2 separate regions of the Homo sapiens genome follow, and region 1 is linked to region 2. A link is a loop called in an ENCODE intact Hi-C map of the cell type or tissue named here. Cell type or tissue: HepG2. All regions are shown on one strand. Links, peaks and the distances in the headings refer to the core of each region. The heading gives the core; the rest is flanking DNA.

Region 1 (16,172 bases), core at 4,667-12,666, 230 kb after region 2:
AATAAGGATATAGATTTATTAGGGAACTAATATGAGATGAATAAAGACAGGTCAAAATCTGGGAAATATGACCAAGTGATAGAATGTCATTTAAAATTAATGTACAAGAGGAGCTGTGATGCCAGTAATATGACGTCCAGGTCACAGTAGCAGACAGGTGCTCAGCCCAGCTTACCTCATTAAAGAAATAAGAAAGGACTGTGTGCTCTGATTTGTAAGCCTGCATGCCATGAAAGAGGCAATGAAGGCTGCCAGGCACTTCTAGCATTTTAATGGAGGGAAAATCAAGGCTGCCACAGAAGATGGGAAATAGGAAGTGGATAGGAAATTAGCCTTCACCTTGTTTCATATTTGTTTTGGGTCCAGTCCAATTTGGTAGTTAGTACAAATTACTAATCTAAACTGATGATGCTACTATATATTCTGCGTATAGTTAAAAAATTATGCTCATGTGTATGTATGTATCTAATCTTCTTATATAAGGTGCATCTGTGTTCATTGCTTCGTTTACTCCTCTTAATAAAAACCTCGCAAGGTAGATCATTTTGACTTCAGCCATGAGGAATGAGGTCCCGAAAGGTTTAGTGACTTACCCAAAGTTGCTGAAGCAGTTAGTAACATGCCTAGAACTGGAACTCAGCTCTTCTGAATTCATTGCCTGTTTTTCTGTATTCTGCTTTTTTTCATGACACTCCTTTCTACGTGGGACCTGCTTATGACCCAAAGGGGAGTTTTGGTTCCAAGAATGCTATGGAGAGTGGAGTCAGAAGATTGTGGTGTTTTCTGAATTCCTAACCTCAACTAAAGTGTTGGTACTAACTCTGACCTAATCTTAACTCTAAACAAAATGTTTTTTCGTCTTTCAGTTTATTCCCCTATGAATAGGATTTTTAGAGTTGTAATAATGTTACAGAGACAATTTTAAACATTTTATTATTATCTTTTAAGGTATTTTTGTTGTTTAATCTTTGTAATTATTACTTTCATCACTATAACGTGTATTTCAGCAAGAAGAAAAGTAAATACAGAGGTGCAGGGTAAAAAAACAATGATAAGTATAGAAATGGATGAGTCACAGTAATCTATACACTTAGCTATTAATTGTGGAAAAAAATCTTTTGTATTTTGAAAAATAGTAAAATGAAAACTCTAGTGAACAGTAATAAATTGGGGGGAGTAATCAATAGATATTGAAAGTCTGCTAAGGCTCTTGTCATATTTGGGGATAGGATAAAATTACTGAGTAACTTCAGACTTTGTTGGAAAAAAATTAGATTGCAGTACAATGTATACATTGCAAACAGTTGGAGTAGAAAAGGAGGAATGTAGAGCATGATCTCAATTTAACAGACAGGAAAAAGGAATGAAAAAAATATGGTAAATAGAAACCCCAAATTAAGGATGTAGATATAAGTCCAAATACATCAGTATTCATGAATTTAAATGGGTTAAACTTACTAAAGACACACATTATCAGATTGGATATTTTTCAGTTAGAGAAACCTGAAACAAAACCACACCAAAGGGTGAAAATAAGGGGCAGGAAAAAGAGATATCAAGCAAATAATTATCAAAAGAAAGTTGGTACAGCAATATTAATATTATGTAAAATAGAATTTATGAAAAAAGTGACAAGCAGTAACAAAGAGGGGTAGTTCCTCAATCAGGAAACTTTATGAATTAAGAATTTTTATGTATTCAACATCATAGGCTTAGTACATAAAGCAAAACTGAAGAATTAAAAGTTAAGTTTGACAAATTTATAACCATGTTAGAAGATTTTAAGTGACCTTGGTCAGAAACCAATGGGTTACGAAGTTAAAATGTGTAAAGATACAGACAGTCTGAAAAGGTGGTTGACAAGTTTGATTTATATTTATTTTTAAAATTTGGTAGCCATAAACATATATATACACACATACACAATTATATATGTATATGTGTATAAACACACATGCAGAACCATGCACATACATGGAGTTTTATATGCAAATGTCAGAAGTGTATAGTCATATGGATTTCTAAAAATTACTTATGCATTACTAATTGACAGTCAAAGTCTAAACAAATGTCAAAGAATCAACAACATAAATAGAACTTTGCCTGCCTGACTTCAGTGTAGTTTATGTAGAAAGCAATAAGAAAGTATAATAAAAATGTTCCATATTCTCAGAAATTTAAAAATATACAAGTATAGCTTCATGGGTTAAAGAGAAATATTAGCAATAAATTACAAATTACTTATCACTGACCAGCAATGAAAATACTTTGAACTGCTCAAATGTGGGGAACCATAGTCACTTCATTATGGAGAAACTTGGTATTCCCCACCTAAGCCGTAGGATCACTGTTAACATTAGAAAAACAAAACTGATGATGTTAGCTAAAAGGGTATTTGTCATATCTTTCGCTTTAGATATGTTTATTTTAAAAATTGAAAATGGAAATCATCAAATTAAGTGTTCAATTTATGATGCTAAAAATGACTTTATTACAAAAAAAGTGGAAGGGAGGTGGGTGTATAGTCTTTGAATATCCCCAAATCTTACCAAATTGAGAGAGCAACTAGAATAGCAAAACCAAATACCGCAGACAACATCTACAACACAATTAGGTGACAAGTTCTCCCTAAATCCTCACAAATGCATGGGAAGTCACAATGAACAGCTAGAAGTTCTGCACTGTATCAGAAACAGGTAGTATAGGGACACAGCAGTACTTGAGAGAAAAGGAGAGCTTCCTTAGGGGTCTCTCAGAGAACAAACTTCCACAATCAAATTTACGGGAGAGACTTTGGCTCAAAGTACCAGTATCACTGTTCATCAGTGACTACTGACGTCATCTGTCTAGGAAAACAGTGGATCTCTACCTCACACTAAATCTTCAACATAATGTGGGAAGGTGGATTAGACATTAATATAAAGGGACAACCACAGTTAACGTGTCTCCTGAAGGAAGGATACAATACCAACTATAGAGTCTCCCCCAAAATGTTGGACTTGAGTCTGATTAATTCTCTAGACCCAACTACCATATGTGTAGGACATATTCAGGCTGTGGGAAATTGTGTAGCAGGTCTACTGGAGGTGTGATCTGCAGAATGAAATAAATAGAGGACTCAAGAGTAAGTACTAGGAAATGTTTAACCAATGCTAAGGGTTTAGAAATGTTTATGCCATTGTATTCAAGCACGTTATTAGTGGACTTCTTTTGTTGAACAGTGTGTGTGGATGGGTTCAAGTGTCCTTAAATACTCTTGGTGTGTTGAGTGTGCCCAGTCTATGCAGTAGCAGTAGGCCCATGTATCAGTTTGTGATCCTTGGGAAATCTAAAACTATTCCTTTGCTATGGCTTGAGAAGCGCTGCTCTATGGGATAAAGGACCCAATTTCTTCAAATGATTGCAAGAAAAATAAAAGGGGATGAAAACGATACCCGTAGATTAAAAGAAAGATCTATCAGTCACAATGTGTAGATCCTATTTTTAAAGAAAAAAAAACCATGACATTTGAGACCACTGGAAATTTGAGCACTGACTAACTGAATATTTGAAATTCAGTTCTTTTTTGTTTTTATTTTTTAGATGTGATAAATGGTATTGTATTTTTATGAAGTCATTTTGTTTTAGAGATACATATTGAAATACCTAAGGGCAAAACGATCTGATGTCTGTGATGTTCTTCAAAACAATGTGGGAAGGTGGATTAGGCATTTGGAGATGGATGTAAGAGGATTAATAATTGTTAATTATTGAAACTGGGTGTTGGATGCAGAGAAATCATCATCCTTTCTATTCGTGCATACGTTTGAAAATTTCCAAATAAAAGGCTAAGGGAAAAGACTGAAGGAAAACACTGGGATCCGTCAGTCAGTCAAAAACATTGGCTGAATATGTACTGGGATTCAAGACTGTAAGAAGATATCAGACAGTCATGAGATGGTCCCTGCTTTCATGGGGAAGACAACTATTAATATAAAAAAAGAGTGCAGGATAAATTAAAGATAAAAGCATTCATTACATGTAATAGAAAACTGAAAGCAATTAACTCTAAAATTAATAGCCTTTCCTCCATCAGCCTCAGATGATTTTACACAAGTTTTTACCAAATCATGAATTACTTGTACAATCTGTTTCAGAACATAGAAAAGAGAGTCCTACCAAGCTCATTTTATGAGGTTAGACATGTTAATATCCCAACTAGATAAGAAAGAAAACTTTTGAAGTTTCATCATTATGAACATAGATTATTCCTTTTTAATGAACAGATATAGAATTATTAAATGAAATATTTGAAAATTCAATTCATTGATTTATTGTGTCCTACCACATTATTATTGCATATACATTACATTGTACTGTATTAACTGATATAAGGAGAAAAAGCATGTGATCATCTCAATAGATATAGAAAAATGATTGCATTTAATGTCTCATGACATTAAAAAAGCATTTGATGACATTAATGACTCATGATAAAAACTTTTAGCAAATTAGAAATAGAGGGAAACTTCCTTGACTTTACAAATGAAATCCATGAAGCTCTTACAGCAAACATAATTAATGGTGCATCATTCTAAATATTTCTATCCAAATTAGCCACAATTCAGGATTCCTTCCTATCACTGTTCATCATTATGTGGTAAATTCTAGCTTATGCAGTAAGCCAGAAAGAGAAATAGAAGGCATAAGCATTGGAAAACATAGATAAAACTGCTTTATTTGTAGAGGATTTGATGCTTTACCTAGAAAAAGAATATACAGATCAACTATTAGAACTTACAAGACAATTCAACAAAGTTGTTGGATTCAGGGACAATATAGAAAAATTAATGTTTTTATCCATAAGTAAGAACCAATTACCAAATATAATAACACATTTTATTTGTAGTATCAACTAAAATATTTCAGTACCTAGGTATAAATCTTGCATCAGATATTTGAGATATTTATGGATAAAATTATTAAATATTATTAAAAGACATAGAAGAACATAAGGAGAGATTTACCATATTTGTAGATTCATAGATAGGAAAACAATATCATGAAGATGACAATTCATCCAAAATTAATCTACAAATCCAGCGCAAATCCAACCAAAATTTTCACTGGATATTTTGGAAAAATTGAGGGACTAATCTTAAAATTTATAGAAAGAGCCCCAGGTATTAAGACTTATACTTGTGTAGTTGTAAAGATAGTTTAGTAATGGCACAAGGTTAATTGGGTAGAGAACATTGCAACAGCTCTACTTCATATTTGAGAACTTATGAAATATAAGTGATATTTCATATCACATAAGTGGGAGGTGATGGATTCTACATTAATTGTTCTGAGACAGTTATCTCTATAGGAAAACAGTGGATCTCTACCTCACTCTAAATCCATCAAATGGATGGATTAATAAGTCATTTGTGAAAAAGAAATCTTTAAAACTTTTGGAAGAAAATATAGGAGATTGTCATTTTTACTCTGATAGAATATAATATCATAAACATGAGAATTCTTGAACAAGAAAAATCCATAAGGGAAAAAAGTGCTAAAGTTGGCTACATTGTGTTAAAACATCTGCCTAATAAAAGTCTCCATAATCAAAGTTATGAGACATTTCTACGTGCTGGGTGGAGATATTTGCTGTGTTGTCAGACATATTCCTACTGGATTCTTTTTTTCATCCTGAGACTTTCTTTTACATGATCACTACCAATCTTCTGTCAATCTTTCGACACTGTTCTCCTTTCTGAAAATGCATATAGGTGGTGAGCACACGTGTGTGCTTTTACTATTCTTTAAACATGTCATACTCATATACTTTTATGTGTATGATTTATTGTGTAAGAAGAAGGCACATGACTGGCTGATAAACAAGGACCAGCTTTATCAATAAACAAGAAAATGCAAATTAAAACAACCAAATATGATTCCAAACTCAGCAGATTAGCAAAATTTGATAATCCTCACAATACCAAAGGCCTAGAGGAACTGTCCATCTTATAGCCTTCTATTGGGAGTGTATATAGTTACTGCCACTTTGGAGGGTAATTTGGTAGTTTCCAATGAAAACAAAAATTGTATGCTATGTGATTTGGCATTTTTTTCTTTAAGTGTTAAAAAGTCTCAAAAACCCATCAAGAGGAGCAAGGATAGATAAAATGGGCTCTGTTTTTATATTGAATACTTTATAGCAATTAACATAAACGATCTAGAGGTACTTGTATCAACATGGATGGGTTTTAATGCAATCTTGAGGGAAACAAGTACACCGCGAGTGGTACTAAACTATCATATCTTTTTAAATGGATATTCAGAATGCACCCAATAACAAAAACATGCCCGACAATGTGTGTTCTTATGGACTTGCTTATATTCTTTCTCATCTGTCTTTGTCTATTTCTCTTTTTATGCACACAAACACAATTTTTCTTTAATCCAGCTAGATAAACATAAAAGTAGATGTGAAAAAATATATGGAAATAATAAACACAAAAATCAAGGTCGTGATTATTTATGATGTGGAAGGAGGGTGAATGAGATCAGGCATCATATCATTCTTTGCAAACAATGCAATATTTTATACTTTTTAGGAGCATAGAAGGATTTTGAGACTTACATGTTTGAGAACCACTGTTCTATAGCTTCCAAACGAAATTTTTAGAAAACATTTGAGACATTTAGTTTGCAAAGAATGGTGAATTTCAAGTATTTGGCAGGCCCACCAGAGGAAACTCTTACAAATCCTGTGTCTATTTAATCTGATTAAAAATGTCAGTTGAAACATGCATGTGTGGACCAGTGCTCAGACAAGTTCTGTTTTCCCACTCTCCCTGGTGGCACCTTGTCGTGTTTCACCAGATGCACACTTGTGTGTGGGCCCTGAGGATGGACAGAGGAGTTGCGTGAGAGACAGGCATTCCGCAGGTTGTTCTCCAGTCTTGGCTGCAGACTGTTTGCCTCCTTATTTTGTCTTCATTCCCCTTTGATAACATCCTCTGGGTCTGTTTCTTCCAGGATTTTTCTGTCGTGTACACACATGTGCAGGCAATACTTCCTCCTGAATTTAAGACGATTCATAATGAGCCTTCTTTTCTTCCAGATTCTGTCTCCATTATTATTATTATTATTTAAAATTCTAAATGCCTCTTGTTTTCTTAAATTTTATACAAGAATGTGCATATCTGTTTCTTGTCCTTCTTGCTAGTAGTTCTCAAACTTGAGTGTATTAACCAGTCTTGGTCCATGACCGAGTTTTTGTTGATTTTACAGGAAAATAAAAAATATAAGAGCAATATACCAATTTTTATAAAGGTATATTTATTTATTTTAAAGAGCTCTCCTCTGTTCTAGGATGATTTCCTTGCCACTTTCCTGAGTGTTAAAATGCAATTTCTCTTATGAAGTGATGGTGATAGTATTTTAAGCATATGCCTGTACTTGGCAAAATAAAGCATTGCCTACCTTATCTTAGTCCCTATAATGTTTTGAAATTTTTACCAATCTATGAAATATATAACCTTACACCTTAACAAATGAAGGCATAATTGTGGAGAAGTTATAAATATTACATAATTAATATATAATTTACAAATATTCACACAGAAATAAAGGGAAATCTTTTCGGAAAAGAGGATGAGTGAAGGTGTACAGAGAAGTAAGCTTTTTGTATAATTTTGACCACAACCCATTACTGGAATGGCCCTTCATCAAGAGGTGTGTGTTCAGTTCATATACCACCCACCCCTTTAAACATAATCATGCTCATTCGCCATTTCCTCATGGAGGGATTTTAGGAGCGTAGAAGGATGTTGAGACTTACACGTTTGAGAACCACTGTCCTCAAACCACTGTCCTCAACCACTGTGGGTGAGGGGCTCCTTCCACGGAGGCTGCTCCTGCCCTCACGATTCCTTCCCGCTGGAGTGAGGCGCTTCTTTTTGAACACCCCTTTGGCATCCTTTGTGGTTCATCCTTGTCAGAAAAAACCGCTGTCATTTATCATTAGAAAATCTCACTTTTGCTGCCTTTGATATTCTCTCCCACTTTCCAGATGGTTCACTGGAACCCTCCTGTTCTTGGGCTTCTCTTTCCAAGCTTCCCCGCTGTTACTCTTGTAGTGAGCCCATGGTTGTCTCTTTATTCCTGCTTTCTGCTCTGAATCACTTTTCTGTCTTTCAGTGAGTGACAGGGTTTTATTCTCCACCGTGTGGTTATTGGGTTTCCTTAATAGCCTCATGTGGAGGGGCTTTGTTGAAGGCATTTTTATTCGGCTTTGACAGATTATAGTCCCCATGTTTCCCTAATCTCTTCTTTAAAATATTTTAGGAAGCATTGTCCCTGTCAAAGACACACTTAAATTCAAACAGCTTTTCCTTTTTAAAATTATTTTTCTCTGTTCACATGTTTACGTAGTCCTCTGTCTTGACAGTTAAGTGAGAGGCAACTGGTCATAGTGAGGAGTCCATGGATTTGGGAAATACCCCATTATTGGAGGGCAAAGCATGATTTGGAGGACCGTTTGGAGAGAGACCCCTTTTTCTGTGGCACAGGGCTTTTGCAGATAATTAGTCTTTGGCTACGACAAGATGGAAACTATTAGGCTCTTAGTCTGAGACTCATCACTGCCTTGTAGCAGTTTTGCCCATGACCCTTACTGGGCTTTCAGCAACTCACTGCCTTGAAATGTTAGTTTGTGTGTGCCTGGTGTCTCCAGCTGGTTAGTCAACTCCTTAAGGGTGCCACTCTATCTCTTTTTGTGCCTGATCTTTCTAACCCAGGATTCTGCACAGAACAGCAATGTCTCCCTCTTTCTGGGCTGTCAACTTTCACTGAAAAAAATGACAGCTAGCACTGTTAACTGCATGGCAGCTCACCTATCTGCTTGTCTAGTTGGGTATTCTCAGCTATAAGAGCACATGTGTCTGTTAGGGTCCAATTCTGATATGGAAACCGCACAGTAACTTGATCAAGGAAAGCATAATGTAAAGAATTACAAACTCCAACACAGAACTTGGGTAATCAGGGATTGGCCAGTAAGAGGTAATGAAAGAGTCCAGAAGTATTATCTATAAGGAGGAGCTGCTACCCTTAGGACTAAGACGGGGACCCAGAGAAGAGCCCCTTCCTCCTTCCCGCAGCTGTGGTTCACTGAGTGGCTCAGAAGTGCTAGTAGTGGTGCCATGCTGGTGAAATTGCTTGATATCCACGCTCTGGAATGTACCGAAATCTGCTTTCTTGGGTGTGGGGAAAGTTAATTTGGGAGACTTGTCTTGTGGGAAGCACTATGCTATGAAAATGATCAAATGGGGTACCGAGGAGAGCAGCTGGCCATTGGAGGAGCTGTGTTGCCACCTGCACTGCAGATCTGGGCAAAAGAAGTGCAGGGTGCCCAGTAAGAATACCTTCCTTTGCCATGTCCCTCCAGCGACCTCTACTGACAAAGTTTAGCATTTTGCCAGCTGGCAAAGGAAAATATTTCAAGGACTCAACTCAGTTTTCACAGAGCAGGCAATGAAGGATTGATTGTTTTGTGTAGGTGATAAGTGACAGAGTCAGCTTGCTCCCTTTCCTGAATGTCTAGAAGCCTTTAGGGAGATAGGCTATCATTTATGCAATTACATGAGTTGCTAGGGAAAGTCATATTTATGGAGGCAAAATATTTGTTCTTAATTCAAATTTAATATTTCTGAAAACAATTAGGTAATGGGAAAGCTCTCTAGTTATTCGATCTTAGTAGATGGAATACACAGAGAATAGAGGATGTTCTCAAGGGTAAAAGCTTGTGCTCCTGAACCAATAATAGCATCCAAAGAAAAACAGATTAATATTCTTTACATCTCATTTCTCTAAGATCTCAGGAAAATTATTGCCATTTACATTCTACATTTGTTGTTGAAGGCTAAGAGGGCCTCATTAGGTTTACCAAATCCAAATAATTACAGTTAGAGACGGTGTTTTTTTCTACTAGCTGAAGTGATGTGTGAAAATAGCAAAAATATTTTCACAGAGAAATTATGCTCTTTAACAGTAAACTTCACGCCTTGCTAGGAACTGCATTTCTCTGCCTGGTGTGTATCATCGAATGCTACTTGTAGGGATGGAGTGGTCTAATTTCACATTTCGAGCTTGGTAGGTGCAGGTGGGCTGTAGGTGAAAGGGAGTTTTCTTTACCAGCCAGCCTCAAAAATGGCTAGCAGCCGGTGCCACTCGCATAGTGTTGAATTATATGTCCAGATACCCCAGTCTACTCACAAATGTAAAAGACTACACTCTTGCTATTTGACCAAGAATGCACCCTGTACTGGGTACTTTCATTGTCTTCGCTCCGAGGCTTCGTCCTAAAATCTGCTTTCTGTGTCATCTCCCTGACTCATCCTGGGATAGGTCTCTGCAAAATTGTAAACTTTTGTTAGTTTAAATGAATTTGAAAGGTAAGATAGTTTTCTTAAACTAGATACATCATCTAAATACAATGTTAGTCTTTAGCTGTATATTTTAGTTTTTATAGAAACTTTATATAATCTTATATAAGATCAATAGTAGTTCATTATAGCAATTATTTATTTATTTATTTATTTATTTATTTATTTATTTATTTATTATGAGACAGAGTCTCGCTCTGTCGCCCAGGCTGGAGTGCAGTGGCGCGATCTTGGCTCACTGCAAGCTCCACCTCCTGGGTTCACGCCATTCTCCTGCCTCAGCCTCCTGAGTAGCTGGACCTATAGGTTCCCGCCACCACACCCGGCTAATTTTTTGTATTTTTAGTAGAGACTAAAAATCCTGTTAGCCAGGATGGTCTCAATCTCCTGACCTCGTTATCCGCCCGCCTCGGCCTCCCTAAGTGCTGGGATTACAGGCGTGAGCCACCGCGCCCGGCCTATAGCAATGATTTCTAATTTTCTTTTCTTTTCCTATTTGAGAGTCTGATGAGAAATTTGCATACTCCCCAGAAACACACACACACACACACACACACACACACACACATACACACACACACACAGATGCAGAATTTTTTATATAGTTTAAAGGGTTTTATAGGCTTATTAGTTAAAGGGTTTTATGGGCTACTGGATTAGATTATGAAATTTGAAGTCAGGGTCAAGGAGATAGTTTTTGCTTTTAATAGGTAATTCCCAATCTCAGTCTGTAGTAAATTGGAAAATCTGTTCTGGATTCTTTCAGCAATCCTCTCTCTTTCCACATCTGCCACTTTTCTGTGACACTTCTTTTGGGTCACATTGCCATGCTGGGGTTATGTTTGGTGGTCGATTATGTAAGTAGCAACGGAAGTTAGGGTTAAGTTAGCTATAGGAAGGCAGAGAATGCTGCCTAACTTGGGTATGACCAGATGTCAGTTATTAGAATGATTGGAGATTGAGAACCAAGTCAGGAGTTCAGAGTCAGAGGCAGTGTAGGAACAGGAGGCTGGGTTGGATGTGTTGGGGGAAACCAAGGGAAAAGTGGAAAGTCTCTCTCCGAGGGCTGGGAGCATTCCTAAGTTGTGGTCATTTCTGGACCAGGAAATACAAAGAGCTGGTTTCTGTTTAGAAAGCTGGTGAGGCGGACAGATAGCCAAAGAGCAGACTCTGGGACAGTGGGCAGCATGGGTCCTGCGGGGAGCAGATCTTGCCATCCATCTGGTAAACACTGGCCCTTGGAATCTTGTTATGTGTTGGACTTTAGATAGCGTGTGTGTATTCTTTAAGGTTTATGAGCTATGCTTAAATCAAGCAGAGAAAGATTTACGTTTGACAAATGACAAGGAACGATTTCTCACCATAAAGATTTTGAGTGAGAGAATGAGTTTCAAGGGAACTTGGGTTAACCTTCTCCAGGGTGATGCTTCTTAATATTTTTATGCTGTGGATTTCCAGATAAGGTAAAAGACCCTTCAGTTCAGTTATCCCAACTCTTTCATCTCTTTAATGCAAAAGGAACTCAGTGATAGCAATGAGGTGTCATTTGGGAATTTGGTGGTAGGACTATGTAGAATATGTATCCCTCTCCTTTGGTAATAGTAGTACAAATGATTTTTATTTAAACTTTAGTGTCTCAAATATAATCTTAAAATCTAGTTGTTAGATATTGATTCTATCATGTCAATTTACACACAGTAAAGTCATCCATAATGATGTAGCTAGAGTAACAGTGATTTATTATTAAAAGGCCTAATAGTATGTGAAGTCTACAACCAACTCAGGCTACCACTGAAGATCCACTGATAGTTTACTTCTTGGAATCGTGGAGATTCCACCTTTTGAAGAGTGCTGCAGGGAGTAGAAGCTTCTTTGTTATTGTCTGTTTATATTAGTCAGGGTTCTCCAGAGCAACCGAACCAATAGGATATAGCACAGATATATAATAAAAAGATGGCTCAGGAGGACAAACATTATAGTTTGTCACAATCTGAAGGTTGGAGAAGCAGAAGAGCCAATGGAGTCCAAGTCTGAAGACAGGAGAAGACTGATGTCCCAGTACAGGGACAGTGAAGTAGAGAGAATTCTTTCTTCCTCAGCATTTTATTCTATTCAGGTGCTTGATGGATTGGCTGAGGCCCACCACACTGGGGATGGCCACATGCTTTACTCGCTTTGCCTGTTCAAGTATTAATCTAGTCCAGAAACACCCTCACAGACACATCCAGTAATGATGTTTAATGAAATATCTGGGCACCCTGTGACCCCGTCAAGTTGGCACATAAAATTAACCATCATACCATTCTTGGGGATCTTCATGGTGAAACACTGAGAGTCCTCAGTCAGTTCTAATTTATATGTTCTATCGATGCCACATTTTTATTAATAACTCCTAGTGTACCACTTAGTCAATGACCAATAAATAGCCTCTATTTGTACATAAAAGTATAAGAATAAGGAATTATGCCTTTTTTACCCTTTAGGACTGAATAAAGGACTGGAACTTTTGGCCGCTGGCCTTTGGAGCCCCTCCATGGCCTGGACATTATATCTTGAAAATGTTTGTTTTTATAGCAGTGCTTGTTATTCTCCAGAATAACACCAGCTTTTGAGCTAGCGAAACGAGAGGCAAATCCTGGCTGTGCAACTCAGCCTCTGGTGACCTTAGATAAGTTCTTTAACGTTAACACTCTGAACTTCAGCGTCCATAACTAAAATGAGGACAACTCTTGAGTGGTGGTGAATGAGCCTGCCACGCTCCTGACATTAGGAGGTGTTCAGCTAATGGTCGCTGCCCTGCCCATCCCCTTCTGTGTATCTTACAAATAGTTGTCTCCTCCTTTTGTGTTAAGTGTTGATCCATCTGAGCATTGTCAATGTCAATTATGTATCTTGTGGGTTGTCCTTTTTAGTTCTGATCTACTTTTTTTTTTTTTTAAAGCCTTTGCTGTCTTTTCTGTTCTTTCCCGTGGTTGACTGATTAGTAATGTGTCTTCTGTCACCTTCCTATAGAACAGGTGATGGAATTTAGATGGGGCCTTTGTCCTGTTATATTTTGCCCACTGGCATCATGAATGAGCTGTTTAGCCACCTGGAGAAGAAAATGCAATCTCTTTCTCTCTGTTTGATCTGTCATCATGGCCCAGGAAGAAGATGTTGAGAGATCATAATTTTAAAGTTGACAGCAGAATGGGTGAAGTTTTCTCCTACTTTACATGGTGGTTGTCATGAGAACCAGTTCACACCAGAATGGGGTGTTTTTTGTTGTTGTCATTGTGCTTTTTGCCTTGACACATGGAGATATTTAATTTCCATGTAATTTGTGTGCAGCTTCCTTGCTTTGACGGATTGAAATTTCTGATTCTCTGTAGAGGCCAGAGCTTGGCAGTAATATTAATCTACTTCCTTTTCTCCTAGGAGAGCCCCTGAGAGAAGAAAAGTGCTGGAAAGTATAGTCATTGCGATATGTCAGGATTAATAAAAGCAGGCAAAGCAAATGGCCAGATTTCCAAAATACCCAGCAGCATTTGGCAGTATTTTTGGGGAGGCCGAGTTCAGGCAGCTGCCGATGCCACCCCACTGAGAGCACTGCGGAGGGCAGCCTCGCCTTCTGCCGGCCACATGGCTGTGTGGAATCCCATGGGATGGAATCTGCTGCCCTTAGGATTTCTATTGTCCCTGGCCTCTGGAGAGCACATGTTTTGGTCACTAAGCAAGGAACTGAGTAGCCTCTGTGATGTGTTCAACTTGAGTTTTCTGTCATGGAGGCTTAAGTAGGGGGAGATATGGACAGGCCATGTTGGCCAGCGAGGACTTGTTTGAGTTGGAAAATAAAGGTCTGACATAGGGTTTCCCTGAGAAAGCTCAGACTGAAATAGGAGGAACCTGTCTGTTTGAAGCTTGAGCTTCTAATCTAGTATAGCACCCTGACAGCCAGTATTTTGTTCAGCTGCCTGGCAGAAGTTGTTTCTCAGCCACCAATGTATTTTTGTAGCATCTTTCACCACAGAATACTGACTGTTTCACATCTCTTCCCATTAATCCACTGGCACAAAGTCTCATTGCAAGGAGAGGAAATGAGACAAGCAGCAGGGAGAAAATAAAGTCTGCTTTTTGCAGTATAGGGCTTTAGTGCATTTCTTCCCCTGTGCTCATCTCTGTAACTTGATTAATTGGCATGTGGTGCATTACAGAAAATCCAGGCAATGGCAAAGCTGGTTCAATATCAATTAGTTAAAACAGGGAGGGACTTCCCATAGAGACCTTAGGACAGAGTTGTATTTAACTGGGCCCTTGAAACACAAGTCTTCCCGAATGATGAGCAGTAGAAGATCCTACTTAGGGCCCAGTTGGTTAAAGAAATTGAAAACTGTAGAAATTAGCAGCTGAAATCCACTTGGATGAGTTTGCTATCCCTTTAATATATCTGTCTATTCATCTTACTAAGGCATCCCAATCCTTCCTCCAAAGTGATTTGAATACTTAATATTTGCTGAAATGCTTTAGTTGGATTTGAATAATGTAATTGAATTTGCTTGCTGCATTTGGGGGAGATGAAGGCTTGGGAGTTTCTTTTCTTTTTTTCTTTTCTTTTTTTTTTTTTGAGACGGGGTCTTGCTCTGTCACCAGGCTGGAATGCAGTGGCATGACCTCGGCTCACTGCAACCTCCACCTCCCAGGTTCAAGCGATTCTTCTGCCTCAGCCTCCCAAGGAGCTGGGACTACAGGCATGCACTACCATGCCCAGCTAATTTTTTTTTGTATTTTTAGTAGAGACGGGGTTTCACCATGTTGGCCAGGATGGTCTTGGTCTCTTGACCTCGTGGTCTGTCCGCCTTGGCCTCCTAAAGTGCTGGGATTACAGGTGTGAGCCACCACGCCCAGCTGGGTGTTTCTATGGTAAGAAATGTGAGTGTGCTTATGTTTAGCAGTGATTCTTATTTCTCTGTATGTGAACCAAGGATTAATAAGCAGTAGACCTGCCAAGTATGTGAGGCTGTATTCATCACAGTTACGGCCTGTGTCTGTCACTCTGCAGATGACTGGCTTATCCCTGGGGCTCAGGGGTCGCCTGCTTAGTGACAGGTTTTGGTTGAACCGAGTTGGATATAGATTGCCTTTGTGTTTGGATGCCACACATTCTTGGGAAGCTCGTCCTAAACCAGATTGCTGTAAAATAAGATATTGACTAAGTGTTGTTCCTATATATATAGAGAGAGATGAAGTATAAACTCTGCTCCCCACAGTCAGCATAATGGAAGATACAGTCAAGGCACGGAAGAGGGAGAGCTCTATTCCTGGGGGTAATAATAGAAGGTGTCCCAAAGAATCTCAGACAAAACATTATAGTTGTACAGGCAGAGAAGAAGGGGCACTGTGTTTCAGGTGGTGTGAGTAGCAGATTGAAGGAATGAAGATGTATGAAGGTGACGAGTCCCCGGAATGTGTAGTGTGGAGCGTGGCACATTGGAAAGTGACAGGTGATGGAGTTAGAGAAGGAAGCACGAACTGCTTCATGAAGGGCCTGCTATGTAACTTTTATAATTTGAACTTCAGTTTAAAAAGAATGAGGAGTCTTTACTAAATTTTAAGGGGCCAGAGTGAGGCAATCGTTCAGGTTGGCATTTTAGAAAAATAATTCTGCAATGTGGCCAGTGGAATGGAGCAGGGTCAGGCAAGACTGGTGATGGAAAGAGTTGTTAGGAGATTATTACAATCGTCCGAGAGAACCAGTGCAGGCTAAGCCAAGGAAATGGCAGG
Region 2 (16,172 bases), core at 5,540-13,539:
TCAGATATGTACCAAAATAGTTTAATATGAAAACGAATACACAGTTTCTCAAAACAATACGGGAGAGCATGGGTAGGCGTAAGGATGAAAAATACCATCTATTGATATTACAGAGTATCTAACTCTTAAAGATGGGTGATGGATACACAGGACTCATTTGACAATTCTACATACTTTTGTATATTTTCACATTTTTCCATAATAACAGGTTAAACAGCAAAAAGTCTTCGTCATTGCAACTAACAAATTGGGGAAAATGTCATCAAATGTCTATTTAAGAGATCTCATCCCTATTCCTTCTCCTTCCTCTCCCTTGGTAACGGCACTCCTAGGGCTGTGGAGGGTGCGGTTCACTCCTGGGACTGTGGAGGGTGCGGATCACTCCCGGGACTGTGGAGGGTGCGGATCGCTCCCGGGGCTGTGGAGGGTGCGGATCGCTCCCGGGGCTGTGGAGGGTGCGGATCGCTCCCGGGGCTGTGGAGGGTGCGGATCGCTCCCGGGACTGTGGAGGGTGCGGTTCACTCCCGGGACTGTGGAGGGTGCGGATCGCTCCCGGGACTGTGGAGGGTGCGGATCGCTCCCGGGGCTGTGGAGGGTGCGGTTCTCTCCCGGGGCTGTGGAGGGTGCGGTTCACTCCCGGGGCTGTGGAGGGTGCGGTTCACTCCCGGGGCTGTGGAGGGTGCGGTTCACTCCCGGGACTGTGGAGGGTGCGGATCGCTCCTGGGGCTGTGGAGGGTGCGGTTCACTCCCGGGACTGTGGAGGGTGCGGATCGCTCCCGGGACTGTGGAGGGTGCGGATCGCTCCCGGGGCTGTGGAGGGTGCGGTTCTCTCCCGGGGCTGTGGAGGGTGCGGTTCACTCCCGGGGCTGTGGAGGGTGCGGTTCACTCCCGGGACTGTGGAGGGTGCGGATCGCTCCTGGGGCTGTGGAGGGTGCGGTTCACTCCCGGGACTGTGGAGGGTGCGGATCGCTCCTGGGGCTGTGGAGGGTGCGGATCGCTCCAGGTGTGATTTTCATGGGAATGGAACTGGCTCCCTAGGTGGTGTTCATTTCCTCTGGATGCCTCAGGCCTGTCTCCTCCAAAGACGAGAACTTTCTTTTAAGTTTTCCTGCTAAATATACTCAAAAAAGCTTTCTAGCTCTAGACTTTCAAACACACACAATACTGATGTGTATGTGTGTGTGTTAAATACACAAAACACAACATTTATCATTTTATTCATTTTAAGTGTACAGCTCTGTGGCATTAAGTACATTCACATTGTTGTACAACCATCAACAGCATCCTTCTCCAGAATCTTTTCATTTTCCTCCACTGAAACCCTGTAGCCATTAAACACTAACTCTCCATTCTCCCTCCCCTCCAGTCCTTGGCAACCGCAATTCTACTTTCCGTCTGTAGGGGGACTCTAGGGACCGCCGTAAGTGGAATCATACAGCATTTGTTTCTTCTATGGCTTATTTCACTTAGGACAATGTCGTCAAGGTTCACCCTTGCTGTGGCGTGTGGCGGAATTTCCTTCCTCTTTAGGGCTGAGTAACATTCCATTGTACGGCTGTACCACATTTTGTTCATCCAGGCGTCTGTTGAGGGACACTGGGTTGCTGTTGTGAATAATACTGCTCTGAACACTGGTGGGCAAGTATCCTTTTGAGTCCCTGCTTTCAGTTCTCTGGGGTATATACTGAGAAATGGAATCACTAGATCATTTGGTCATTCTATTCAATACTTTTAAAACCAAATCAGTATTCTTCTAAATGATAACTTGTCCCCTTTCCTGCTGCCTTTTTGACTGGGGCTGGGTTGAGGGTGGAGAAGCGGGAAGACACGATAATGTAGTACTTAAGAGCCTGGGGTTTGTCCCAAGACAAACCTGGTTTAAACACCTGCTCTGCCAATCACTGGCTCCGAAACCTTGGGTTTCACCTAACCCTGTAGTCTCAGTTTCCTTACCTACAGAATGGGATAATGTCAATTTTACATAAGTTAGATGGTATTTATAATGTCTTACTACAATGCCTGGCACACAGCTTTCAATTAATGGCTTCTAGTAATCGATTACTTCCATTTCAACAATCCCAGGTGTTGTCAAAGAAGGTGGCATTTACAAATGAGTCCCACAGGTCCTAGCCACAGTCTGTGGTAATGACATGCTAAACCGCCCCAAGGAGCAGCGCCTGTAGGAAGACTGGGTAGACTTCCTTCCTTTCCTGTGGCAGAGGGCTCCGCACAGAAGAAACTCTGGTCTCTTCCTGATGTCTCTTAACAGCTTTATGGAGATATAATTCATACACCATCAAATCTATCCAATTAAAGTGTACAATTCAATGGTTTTTAGTATATTCACAGTTGTGCATCCATTACCACAATCAATTTTAGAGCATTTTCATTACCCCCAAGGAAACACTACTCATTAGTCGCCTTTCAAATGTCCCATCCTCTCTAGCCCCTGGCAACCGCTAACCCACTTTCTGTCTCGATGCATTTGCCTATTTTGGCCATTTCACAGAAACGAAATCACACAATGCGTGACTTTTTGTGTCTGGCTTCTTTCCCGTAGCATAATGTTCTCAAGGGCCATCCGTGTTCTAGCATGTATCAGTACTTGGTTCCGTTTTACCACCAATAATATTTTTATTGTATGGCTATACCACATGTTGCTCATCCATTTATTATCTGATGGCCATCTGGGTTGTTTCCACTTTTTGGCTATTGCTAATAAGGTTTCAATAAATATTTGCATATAAGTCTTTGTGTGGACACGTTTTCATTTCTCTTGAGTATACATGTAGGGGTGGGATTGCTGGATCACACTACCTCTTCTTTTTAAGCCCCAACATAGAATGGTTGCTTCTAGGACCTGTCAAGAGATTCTCAGACAAGCAAAAACCAAGCTCCTGGAGTTGGCCCCACTCCTCCACTTAGTGAGAAGCTTACAAAGGTGTTCAGATTTGTACTCTGTAATCTCACTGCATTGATACTGAACATCTTCTTTGAGCTCAGTTCCTCCTCACAGAGGAACTCTAGTGTCCTTTAAATAATGACTCTGCTACCCGGCTAGTGATATGCCTCTATCTGTATTTAAGATCATTTCCCCTGAATGATGGAGATTTTAATATTCTGCATCTAATGTCCTGTGACTCTATCTGAATAATTAAAACCACCCAGTTGATTGTTGCCCTATTCTCAAAGACAGGATTCCTGCTCTTTTGTAGACATCTCCACTCAGGTCACACACTGGAGTAAGAGTTGACAGGCTTTGTCCTTGCAAGCTGCCTGTGGCCCACCACCCAAATTATCCTCATGTGAATGTATTTTTGAGGGAGGATATGGAGCATTCATCCTGCCATTTTTGCAAACCACAATAGCCAAGTCTTCTCACCCCTTTCCACTGTGTTACTCAGAGGCCTGAGGTGGTGCAGAGTTCACTTTGCCTTTGGTCAAAACGTACTGGGGAAGGTGGTGGCTCCACAAGTTGCAAAGAAAAATACAATGGTGCTGTCTTTCAGCAGGTCAAAAAGGATTCTATAAAGACTAATGGTAGACAAGGGGCACTGAGGAGGATTCATGAAAGTAAATTTCATGATGACAAAAGAAGACATTTCTGCCAAGATTTTATATATAGAAGATATTCAAAGGCCAGGTGTGGTAGTGCACACCTGTAATCCCAGCACTTTGGGAGGCCAAGATGGGCAGACTGCTTGAGCCTAGGAGTTTGAGACCAGCCTGGGCAACATGACAAAACCCTGTCTCTACAAACAATACAGAAACTAACTGGGCATGGTGGCACACGCCTGTAGTCCCAACTACTCGGGAGGCTGAGGTGGGAGGATCACCTGAGGCTGGGGAGGTTGAGGCTGCGGAGAGCCGTAATCATGCCAACTGTACTTCAGCCTGGGCCAACAGAGTGAGACCCTGTCTCCAAAAAAAAAAAAAAAAAAAAAAAAAAAAAAATCGATAGTTTTTCTTACTTAAAGAATTTTTATCAGTAGCCAGTAAGAATAATGACTGTTTTTTTTATGAATGATTTCCAGACTAAGTCACAAGAAAACCTTATATACTATGACATCTGTATATTAAGGAATTCTAACATGCTCCCCACTGAAAACACAAGAAAATATCAAGATGCAATAGAAAACAAACCTGGTGGCAGACAATGACTATGGACTTTATGCCTGGGGGTAAAAAGAGAAAAAAATAAAAGTTAAGAGTAACAGTTAACAGAAAGAAAGAGTTCTTTGGGATTTCAAACAGAAGCAAGTGCTAGAGGTGTTTAAGACAGGTTAAAAGCTAGAAATGAGATTAATCCTTTAGACATAGACATTTTGCTCTTCACAATCAGGTTAATACTTTGAAGTCTTAAAGAAAGTCTTTCGAGCAATCAGAGGACTTCAAAGTGATTGTTGCACATAAGCCTAAGAGAATTTGATCTCAAAAGAAGAGTAATATTGATGTTCGTTGAGTACCTACTATGTTCTAGGCACTTATGCTAGGTACTTTGTAGATGTAATTGAATGTCGTCCTTGTTAACACTCTCTGGAAATAGGTTTTGACATCTCTGCGGTAGGGAGAAGAAGACAGGCCTGGAGAGCATAAGTAGCTTGTTCTGAATGACAATAGCTGGTGAGCGGCAGGGCAAAGCAGGCCTGCCAGCCCAGTGCCTCTGATCTTCCCAGGCACCGCTGCATTTCCACCTCGCTAACTGGAGAAATACCAGCAACTCTGGAAACATGGTGAGCATATCATATCCAGAACTCTGACCAACGAAGGCGCAGGCTTCATTCAAAGTTAGGCAACAGAATATTAAGGTTCATTCATGACACAGGTCACACTGTATTTACAAATACAAACTGGAGTAGGACAATGAGGAGTATCAGATAAAAGTTAATGTTTGGCTCGATTTAAAACAGTAGCACTTGACTGGTTTTCGACACTTTTGCTATGATTGTGTTTAATATTAACAAGATATTGTTAAATTAAGTTTGGCCTAAAGCTGCCTCTTTACATATTTTAAAGGTTTCTGTGTATGCAGTGAACTGTAACCTAACTGGATGTGTACACAGACTATAATCTACTCTTGTGCTGATCACTGAGCTTTGGCTATAGGCAGCCAATTGTTCAAACTGTGCTCAAATAAGGCAAACAACTGAACTGTCGCCAATCTGGCTGTTTTAGCACCTCATTTCCATTTTCCGTACATCACTTTCCTTTTTTTGCCTATAATTTTTCTTCCAGGCTGGGGCGTGGTGGGTCATGCCTGTGACCCCAGCACTTTTTTCTTTTTTTTTTTTGAGACAGGGTCTTGCTCTGTTGCCCAGGCTGGGGGGCAGTGGTGTGATCACGGCTCACTGCAGCTTTGGCCTCCCAGGCTGAAGCGATCCTCCCACGTAAGCCTCCCAAGCAGCTGGGACAAGCACACCACCAATTCCCAGGCTGAGGCAGGTGGATCACTCGTGCCCAGGAGTTCGAGACCAGCCTGGAAAACATGGTGAGACCCTGTCCTCCCCAAAATACAAAAATTAGTGGGGCATGGTGCTGTGCCTGTCCCAGCTACTTGGGAGGCTTAGGTGGGAAGATCACTTAAGCCTGGGAGTCCCAGGCTGCAGTGAGCCGTGATCGCACCACTGCCTCCCAGCCTGGGCAACAGAGCGAGACCCTGTCTCAAAAGAAAAAAAAACCTTTCACCACGTGACTGTGCTGGAACCTCTGTGAGCCTATTCTGGTTCACAGGCTGCCTGATTTGCAAAGTGTTATTTGCTCAGTTAAACTTGGTTAAATTTACTTTGTCTAAGGTTTGTCTTTTAACAATACTTAAAAAAAAATAAAGCTTAACTAAAATTTGAAAAGATTGAAAAAATCTGTTTGGAGGAAGGAACATTTAAACCTGTATAATGAGTATTTCCAAAGTACATAAGGCTGTGGCGTTGAAGGACACCAACACAAAGGTTTAGACAAACTATGATGTGCTCTCTGTACTTTACAAGTAGAAAGTACTTAAGTGCATTACAGGTATGCACAGTGTGTGGCTGAGGATCCCGTTTCTGGAACCTGGAGTTGGGCTCGGGAAAGTCAATTTGTGCTTCAACTTGATCTGCACTTGGGAACATGTAAGGCTTATCATTTCCTAGATTCTTAACCATTCAACAAAAGCATGTTAAAAATGTAACATACATGCTGAAAAATGGTTAAGAAGGTAAACTTTATGTTACGTATATTTTGCCACTATGAAAAATAAAAGAGGTAACACGAACTGAAACCAAAACGTAGACTTTCCTTTTTCCTAGACTGTGAGCAGTACTGCCTTCCTTATGCCACTTCCACCTCCTAAATAACCAACCAAATGGATTTAAAAGCCTTCCAACTTGTTGTTCAGGTGTCCAGTTCTACAAGTATTCAAGCATTGTTTCTCTCTGTAGAAATCAGACCAAGAGCCTCTGTGTGTGATCATGACTACCACTACCTTATGGTTATAATTATTCTGGATGTTCAGCTTTTTAATCTAGTTTTCATGTTTGAAAAACTATACTTTCACAAAAGTTGAGCATTTATCACATTTGTGGAAATAAAAAGAAGATGGCACTGTTGAGGGTACTGGCCCTTCATAGGAATAATGCAGATGGGAGAGATGGGGGTGGTATGTCTCAGGGTCCTCATGCTCACATATTTTCTATTAAGAGGATGAGGTCACAACAGTAAAGTACACTGCCTTAGGTCACAGGACTGTAGCCTGATTTATCAATAACTCGCCCTCTGTCCTTGGCAATCACTCGGCTTCTCTGCGCATCAGTTTTCTCTCTGTAAAGTGGAGAGTAGGCTGATTTCTCAGGTCCCTGCTGCAAAAGCCACTCAAGCTTCTATCATTCCACAGAAAGGAAGAGCCTCTTCAATAGCCTGGGCAGGAACTTGTAAATACAGGATTTCTTCTGCCAACGCACATGTCCACCGTAGCGGAACAGTACTGGTGTGGATGAAGGAACCTCATTATATCAAAACGCATACTAACATCAAACATGACAGCTGGAAAAAGTTTAACTGATAATTTAGTAGACCCTTCATTTTACAGAGCAGGAAAGTAAAATCCCAAAAAGCCAAAGAGCATGACCAGCATCTCAACACTCACGGAGGTCAGAGCTGGAAGGGATTCTAGAGCTTTTGAGGGAGGCTTTTCCAAACTTTTACCCCCCCACCAAACTGAACCGTGACCCTCACTACCACTGAGGAATAGGCATGAGGGTATAAAAAAGGTTAAGAGAAAACGTTAAAGTTTCCAATGACTGGGTTTGGAGCTCAGCCTTTTTGTTTCCCAGAAGAAGAAACTGAGATCCAGAGAGGTTAAGACCAGGTCAAACTACAAACCAGAAGCAGAGCTGACCCACAAACGCACCTATTTACCCAGCACAAACCCATGCCATGATCGCTGAGGGTCTGTGACAGGCTGCCCTGTTTCTGTGCATGTGTCGGGGGGGATGCGGGTACAGGTGATAAGGAAACCGGTGTGGCAGATGGTGTTTTCCAATGATTGTATTACAATGAATGGACCCTCCTCTACTGAGTGAAGGGGTTTGTGTTCTCTCTATGTGAACCTGGACAGGTTCTATAACCTTGACAGTGGAGGTGACGCTGTACAACTCCTGAGGCTATGCCGTAGAGAAAATATGGCTTCTGTGTGGCTCTCTCTGCTGGGACTCTTGCCTTTGGAACCCAGCCGCCATGTTGTGAGGAAGCCCAGGTTACAGTGAGGCCATATGTGCTATGTTCTGGCTGACACCCTGGCCAGACTCCTGGCTCACAACTAGCATCAACCTCCAGACAGCTAAGTAAAAGATGATTCCTGCCCCCAGCTTTCCAATCTTCCAGCTGAGGTTCAATCACTGTGGAGCAACACAAGCCCCCCTCGCCATGCCCTGTCTGAATTCTTGACCTATAGAAGTGGGATGTGGCAATAAATGAAGATTGTTCTTTGAAGCCACTAAGTTTTGGGGGATGACTTACTGTGCAGCAATAACTGATATACAAGGTCCTTAAATCACCAGCCATTGCTAGATTTCTTGATTTTCATTTCTACCATTCAACCATTCCCCACCCCCTTCTACTGTTTACAGGTAAAGGCCATGCACCTTTTCATTTTTTCCCCTTAAAACCTGAAACATGATTTTTTCCCTAATGACTTAGCCCTTGCATTAGGAGATGGTGTAAACTGACAACGCTTTGGGACTCACAGCCATGCCCAGATTTGAAGAGCCCAGGATGCTTTCCCTACGCTGCCTCGTAACTTCAGTTTCTGGAATGCCTTTCCCTAAGGAGAGCGCAGCCATCCCCAGCCATGGACCCTTGGCCTGCTGGCCTCATGCAGATGTCTCCCAGGAGGCCGCATCGCGGGCCGGTCCCCTGTGTTTTCAGTTTTCATCAGCACTCCTATATCCTTGCCCTACTCTGACTCCCCACGTGGCTGCATTCCGGATATGCTCTGTCCAGCCTCTCCGGAAGTTGGGATGCCACATGTATTGGTTCAGAGCTGGTGGGAGATCAGTGATGCCACTTCCTGTTCACAATGCCTCAGGGGTGATCCCGATAAGTGACATCTGTTAGCGCTCTAGGGCCTGTGGCCACATTGAGGAGGCCAAGCCTGCACCACAAGCGGATCTTCTGTGTGAGTCAGCACACCACTGTCATTCAGGGTACGGTGGCCAATCTTACACAGGGGATCAAATATGCCTTCTGGCTCCAGTGACTTATGGCAACCTCTGGGGCACAGTTTCGCCACTGGGGATGGTCTTCAGGCCCATAACTGTGTGAGTCTGTGCTTATACATGGGCAAGTTTTACTGGCAATGTGAATAATTCCTATTTCCTTAGCGTAATATATTGGTGACTGTGATACAGACATCGGGAGGTTGACAGACACAATAACAGGACCTATTATAAAGACAAACCGAGTATTGTGTCCTTGGCCTTGAGATGTGGCTGGCATAGGCCTAAGCTCAGAGGGCCTGATAGTGCACAGAACTGGTTAAAAAAAAGCCAGGAGGAAGAAATCGGCTTTGTCATCTCTCTCCATCTTGTTTTCTCTGTCCTGCCAGAATTTTAAGGAGTGCTAAGGGTCTCTTCTGCAAGCCTCAAAAACACAAGGCAATACAGCTCTGATGGAGGCAAATTTTACAGCAGAAGAACCTGAGTGCCAAAGGCTGCGGGAACAAAAAATACCAGAGCAAGAATTAACAGCATGAGAAAGCATGCGGCCAGCAGATGGCGACAGAGGCCTTTGTGAGCCACTGGCTGCCGGGTTCTCAAGTGCTGGAAGGTGGCTCTTCACAGCTATTGTATAAGTGATTTATGTATTTGGATTCTGCTCAATGTTATATATGCATTACTGAATAAAACATTCACAGTATATCTTCCACCAGCAGCTGAGCTCCAATTCTAAGCTTCTGAGGTCTAATTCCCAAGGCTCAAAGAAGCCCCTGACATCAAATTGCTTTCCTCCCTGAATAGCTGCTTCATACTCCAGAAAAAGAAATGCTTAGAGAGGTGAGAGCGATCTGATCTGATGTGACCACATAGTCAGAATGCTCACCAGCTCTGTGAGGAAGAGCAAACGTCTGTCAGGTGGTTTCCTCAAGGCCAACTTGTGCAGGGCTTCCCCAGGCTCCGGCTGCTGTTCCCCGACTTCCTCCTGGCGGCTGTGCCTTGCTCAGCTACCTGCACTGAGATACAGGCAAGTCTTGGGTGAGGGCTAGCCTCAGTTTGGACAAGAAAAAGAAGTGGCTTACGTGTAAGAAATATGTCAGGTGAGGCCGGGTGCGGTGGCTGAAGCCTGTAATTCCAGCACTTTGGGAGGCTGAGGCGGGCAGATCACAAGCTCAGGAGATCGAGACCATCCTGGCTAACATGGTGAATCCCCGTCTCTACTAAAAACACAAAAAATTAGCCGGGCATGGCGGTGGGCGCCCGCAGTCCCAGCTACTTGGGAGGCTGAGGCAGGAGAATGGCGTGAACCTGGGAGGTGAGCCGAGATCACGCCACTGCACTCCAGCCTGGGCGACACAGCGAGACTCCGTCTCAAAAAAAAAAAAAAAAAAAAAAAAAAAAAAAGAAATACGTCAGGTGAATTTTCCAAACCGGGTATTTAATCAGTTAGCTACCCATGGCCCCAGGAGCTGGGAAATCACTTTGTTCCTGCCTGGGAGCAGGAGCTGCATGTGTCTGGGAGCTGCAGTGCGGCGCTCACTCCCGGGCTGCCCGGCCTTCCCTGCAAACCTCCGTAATCCCTTCCCGCAGGTGTTTCTGCGAGGCCACGCTGGGTGACCTCTGAGGTCTCCTTTAGGTCTGTGCTGAGACGCTTTGACGCGACATGGGAAGCAGGCGCAGGCCACAGAGTTTCTAGCAATGAGCCCAAAGTGAGAGTCAGTGTGATGGGGTGGCTCCCGGAGAAGGACACACTCTTCCCTGGGAACATATTTGAGAGGTAAAAGGGCAGGCCCCATCTCCAGGCCTGGCGCTGGAAGAGAATTCCACAGAAAGCAGAGAACAACGGGCACATCCCTGTGGAAAACACCAACCTGGCATTTCACACACACAATCCATGTGTTGGCATTCCGTCTTTAGTCACTGACAGGTCATATGAGTTGGAATCTGAGGCAAGCTTCTCCTGCCCCTTTCTCCCATTTGCTCCCCACACCTGGTTTCTCATTTAGAACAAAGGAGAGAAAGTGCAGTTTCGGTGAGTGGAGGAGCCGGCAGCATCTCCAGGCATTTCCATGTGGGGGGCACGCGCCTGTGTAAGTGCCTTATCGCCCTCACGCTGCAAACAGTGCTGCGAAGTCGGCACCAGTATTGTTCTCATTTTGCAGGAGAGGAAACTGAGGTTCATAAAGATTAATAAAACATGTGCTTAATTTCCCTTGGTGACTCCGGAGTCAACGCTCTTCATCACTATGACGGCGAGGGCGAGGCTGCGGAATTTCTCTGCCACACCTAAGGCCCTCTACCCACCAAGTAATAAAAAAGCTTCATCAGAAGGGAAAGCAATAGGACCCCAGCCTTATGAGGAAAAAACATCACAGCAGAGAAGGCTGCCAGGGAGGAGAAAAGAAAAATCATTTCCTATTTTCGATCCTCATGCCTATTAATATGAAATGGTAGAAAACATCAGAAAGGTCACCAATATGTCTTTAATATACGCCCACTTCACGTGGTCTTATTTACACCCACGGCTTCACCACCAATGCTCTAGTAATATTGACTGCTAGAGGTGGGCTCCTAACTCAAGCCCGCAAACCAGCATATTCAGCCTTTAAATCCCCTCTAGAGTTCCTGCATTCCATTCCATTCCACTCCATTCCCCTTGGCTCTCTCTTCCCTCAGCCGTCAAATGATCTCTTGCTTGGATTAGGTTTCTGCCTGGACACTATGCCTCTACGATCAACTCTGCAATTAATTTTTCTCATGATTGCAATTCCTCTAGCATATATATACATTCAATGAGATCGCTTCATTGCTCCAAATATTCGAATGCCACCTCATGGCACATGGTGCTTCTGGCACTGGATTCAGACCTGCCTGCCTCAGCACGGGCTGTGTCTCATCCACCACACATCACAAGCCTGTGAGTTCAGGGGCAGTTTAGTAGCATGTTTCCCGTATTCAGTCCTAGCAAATGAATTCCTGAGAACTAAATGAATCGTGCAAGGTGCTGAGGGGTCCCTTATTGATGCCCTGTCCCTAAGGAGACTAGACTTGACTCAGAGTAAAGAATGGGCCTGTGCCAGGTCTGTGCTTCCATCTTGCTCGCATGTTATCTTCTGAGGGGGTATTGTTACCTTCATTTTTTTTATTGGTGAAAAAACAGAAATGCCGAGAAGTTAGATAGTATTATACTTTTGTGCAGTCCATAGAGCTGGAAAAGGGAGAGCCAGGATTTATACCCCCAGGCAGGACCTGGAATGCTTGTGAAACGCAGGCCCCACTCAGTGGCCCACTCCACAGCTACCCTCCTTCCTTCTCAACACAGCCCCAATTTCCCCCTGAAGCGGGCCTCTTCCCAGCACAGCCCCCAGGCATCAATCTTGCTTGACGTTAGGCAGTTGTGGTGGGGCCCAGCTACCTGTCCAGTGAACAGCTTAGGAATAATTGCATACCACAACTCTGGCCAAAGTGGCTAGAGGAGGGGGTTCCTGGGCCTTCTGCAAAAGGGTTCTTTCCTCTCAAAAGAAGACAAGACTCAGGGGCTTTTCTATTTTTACTGTTGGACACTGCTAAGCTGGAGCCAGGAGGCCGGTCTGTGGGCAGACACACTGTTACATGAAATAATTCCAATACATTCTCACATCAGGGATTTAGAGGGAAAGTGAGAGACCATCAAAGATGGCCATTTTAGGTCAATTTACAGAAAAGCAGAAGAGCATGTGAGAGCTCAGCACTGAGATGGATGGAATGATTTCCCCATCATCTATCCCCCAGAGGCAGGGGCTTTTCCTAGTTGGCAGTCAAACCCCAGTGGCCTGCTGGAAGCCATTGGTACCAGGCCATTGGTATTACTTGAGTAGAACTGGGATTTATGTTTTCATGATGATCCTAATTGGGTCACAGGTAAGCTTTGCTGTGATGTTTGTGTTTGAGTCCACAAAAAAATTTTACAGTAATTTAAACCTGTATTTATGTTTGATACGAGCTCATTTTGTTACCTTAACAAAACAAGGGTGTGCTGGGATTTTGTTTTCTTTAAGCAGTTTAATGACTCCAGGAAGTAAACGTGTGTAGTTATGGTCTAGCTAAAGTCACTGATGTCATATTTTAACCTGGATTTTGGGTTAAATAATGGATAACGTACCTAATTAGGCTACCAGTAAACAATCACTGCAGGATTTCACCTAAAATGCCAGTGACCAGAAGTAGATGGTGTCCTCTTTCTCTGAAAACTGGGGATCAATGTGAGGTTACAGTTGAAACTATGGGTTATCAATGTCCACAGAATATACTGGCCCTAGGTAAGTAGAAAAAGTCCTTGAATTTGCTTAACCAAACTTTACATATGCTCATGTGACTACCTGTTTTATACATGGATTCCTTTTCATCTTTGAAGGAAGACAGGAAACAGGGATACTAAAATTCACATTCAGAAAATATTTCCATGTAGAGACGTCCATCTCCCCTCGGTTCTCTCCCTACTGCCTAAACATGCTTTGTTAGCAGGCCAAGTCAGACGTGGTCCACGGCAGGGTGAATTAGGCCCTTCTGTCTCATCGCTCCTTCCTTTTTAATATTCCCGAGGAAGTAACAGTATGGTACTTATTAAGCCAAATTTTCCTGGAAGCTCCAGGTCTCATTGATAGCCACGCTGATGAGAGATTACTGTCCGACTTTCCTTTTGTAAATTAGTGGGCAACTGGTTCTCTCCACATGGAGCGGGAAAACAATCTCTGTCTTCTTTCAGTTCCAGAACACACCAAGCTCGTTAGCACTCCCCAGGCCACCTGCCCTCCCCCACTCTCCCTTCACGTCACCTTACTCATCACCAGGTCCCAGATGAAAGAGCTCTTGCTCACAGAAGACATCCGTGACTGGTGTCCCGGCCACCCTCCCAGCCCGCCCTTTTGAACAGCACGTCTTACAGCTGGTTGTGTTTTACTCACCCGCATGCTCGTTTGTTGAACATTGGCTCCCAGACCGTTTGAGGCACTGAGGAGAGGATGACGCAGACTTGGTCCCCACCCTCAGCAGTGGGTACCGAGTCTCCATCATCCACTACCCAGTGCCTCAATATTCACTGAAACGTAAAAGCAGGAAGGAGAAGCAAAGACCTTTATGAGCCTCAAGGCTATGTGACACCCACAGATCAGCAGGGTATGCAGGACTTCCCGTGCTGTGTGGGGAGAGTTAGAATTCTGAATCGTAATCCTGAGCTGGGCTGAGGGGGCAGAGTTAGAACTCTGTATCGTAATCCTGAGCTGGGCTGGGTATACGCCTTGAACAAGTCATGGTGCCTTCTAAATAGTCTCAAGTGCAAAACATGGATGAGAAAATGAGAAAAGTTATAGAAAGTATTTTTTAATGAAAGAATTCATATTAGGTGACAGGTAATGACCTTTACACACACACACCTCTCTCTCTCTCTCTCTCTCTGCTTATAGTGACTGAGAAATCAGCTCTCCCATAACTTTACCAACAATAATTCTTGAAGATGAGAGCCTCTTGTCTGAAATCATTTTCCATTTATAGTTATATGAAAGATATAATGGAATAACTGCTAATTAAATCTATAAATATACATATAAAAATTACCTTGTCATTTGTAGCGCGCTTCCAAGTATAAAATTAAACGTGGTTCTGAATTTTTCCCCTAGAACTCTAAGTTTTCATTTCTTAATCGTCTAGAATAGCTCCTTTAATAAAATTTCATTTTTGACATGATGCTTGCTTGATATTTTAAAACTGTACTTTAAACCTGAAATTTCACATTAATTATTATATTTTTAGGATTGGAAAATGACACCATCTTTCAGATAAATGATTGGATGAGTAATATTTAGCCAATTTCGCTTTCTGTTGCAGGTACAGTTCTGAGTGTTCATTAATATTCAATGAAATTTCCATCAGTATGTATGATATTTTCAGGTTTTCAAAAATAAGTGAAATAGGCACTAATGTGGTGATAACACTAAAATGAGGGCCTGAAAGAAGCCCCGACACGTGGGAAAAGCCTGCTAACAAAGACGCACTGCAACAGAAAGACCTCACAGGAGAGGCCCTTCAACCCAGGATCGGTATTTTATGGCATCAGCTCATTAATTCCTCCAGGTCCCCAGGACACAGATATCAAGGATGGTGTCAGGCTCATTATCTCAGACACTGAAACTGAGGCTAGGGAGATTTTCAGTGGTTAACCAAGGTCAGATAGCATGTCGTAAAGCTGGGATTCAAACCTCTTTACATGTCTGCTTTCAAAGTCGTAGCTCAAACCACTGATCCTTATTGCTTCTCCAGAGAGATATTCTCCAAAATACTCTAGAATTAGGGGAAGCATTAATCTGAAAATCTTGGTATGTCTTCTGGGGGTGGGGGTGGGAAGAGGAACCCTGAAGTCCCTGACTACTGTGGAGATGAGGATATCAGAGGGCTTCTTATAAAGTTCTCATTGGAATAATAAAACTATGAGGTAATAGAAAATCTGGACCAAATTATATATACATTATTTAGATACGTAAACATCAGATACACAATTCCACTTAAAAGCATGCCTGTCCACACATGGACACACATATGCACAACAGGCAGGTGCAAGCCATTCCCAGAACATGTCGTCTTACTAGTTCATCATGGTACTACGTTTGTTACACCTCTGAATGATTTCCTACGAGCAAAACATCCATCACTTTAAAATAATGTTAAGACACTCTAGGATAAATGTAACAAAGGGCAAACGTCAAATGTTAAATCTTTATGCACAGAAGCAGATGAACACAGCAGCATGCCTCTGGCATCCCCAAGTCCTCGCTGACATTCAGACAGCCACCCTTGTTTCAGGCTACAGTAAAGCAGGGTATTAAGAGGCAGTAATGCACCGCAGCCCATCTGTCCCATAAAAGCTCAATACGTAAGCTTTGTAGAAGGCAGGTGATCAGTAACAGTGGTGAACCAGGTGTACATTATTTTAATCAACTACATTCTGGACCTTTATTCTCAAAGTTTCTAATGGCAAACGAATAAACAGAGAAACCAACCATATCTGCCCTCCTTGCAATTTTTTCTTCTTTTGGATTCTGATTTTCCCCTATTGTTGCACCTCCTTTCCTTCTCTGTTTAACCAAGGCTGGGGACCTTAGGCCATCAGACCTGGGTTCAAGTCCCAGCTTGGCCATGTATTAGTTCTGTGACCATGGATACCCTGGTTTCAGGTACTTTCTATGCAAATGGGATATAATAATGACACCTCATAGGGAGGTGAGGTCTGAGGTATGCAAAATCCTGAGCACAGTGCCTAGTACACAGTAGGCCCTCACTAATTGTTAGCTATTAACATAATTATTCTTTCTTTGTGGTCTCTCCTTTGGCCACCTTGAAAAGCATCTGAGATAGCAAATGTGCACATGTTCTGTGAGCAGCAGAGTGTCATGCATTTACTAATTCTCAATCGAGCCTCCAGCTCTCCCCTGCAAGCGTGTAACCGCTGCATGC

Evidence for each region. Hi-C counts contacts between places; a loop is a spot of excess contacts. Peaks named below come from ENCODE experiments on the same cell type or tissue, not always from the same donor. Only the 100,000 strongest peaks of a DNase experiment are listed, where the experiment ranks them.
Region 1: it touches region 2 in a loop (5-fold over the local background); 22 of 110 quality-filtered maps call a loop at or near these places.

Annotation. Positions count from the first base shown.
Region 1 is chr6:5,370,426-5,386,597 of GRCh38, forward strand. All of the region lies in intron 2 of FARS2 (phenylalanyl-tRNA synthetase 2, mitochondrial), which reads left to right. Among named protein-coding and RNA genes, the nearest start is that of FARS2-AS1, 80 kb to the right of the region's middle. RefSeq lists an enhancer at 9,156-9,255. In HepG2, for the core only: a CTCF peak has its summit at 9,427 (motif pointing left); a DNase peak (open chromatin) is centred at 9,436.
Region 2 is chr6:5,134,565-5,150,736 of GRCh38, forward strand. The region is part of intron 2 of LYRM4 (LYR motif containing 4); the gene reads right to left. All of the region lies in intron 3 of LYRM4-AS1 (LYRM4 antisense RNA 1), which reads left to right. MIR3691 (microRNA 3691) reads right to left here and starts at 13,758; the gene lies at 13,669-13,758. RefSeq lists a silencer at 4,991-5,285. In HepG2, for the core only: a CTCF peak has its summit at 9,256 (motif pointing right); a DNase peak (open chromatin) is centred at 9,247.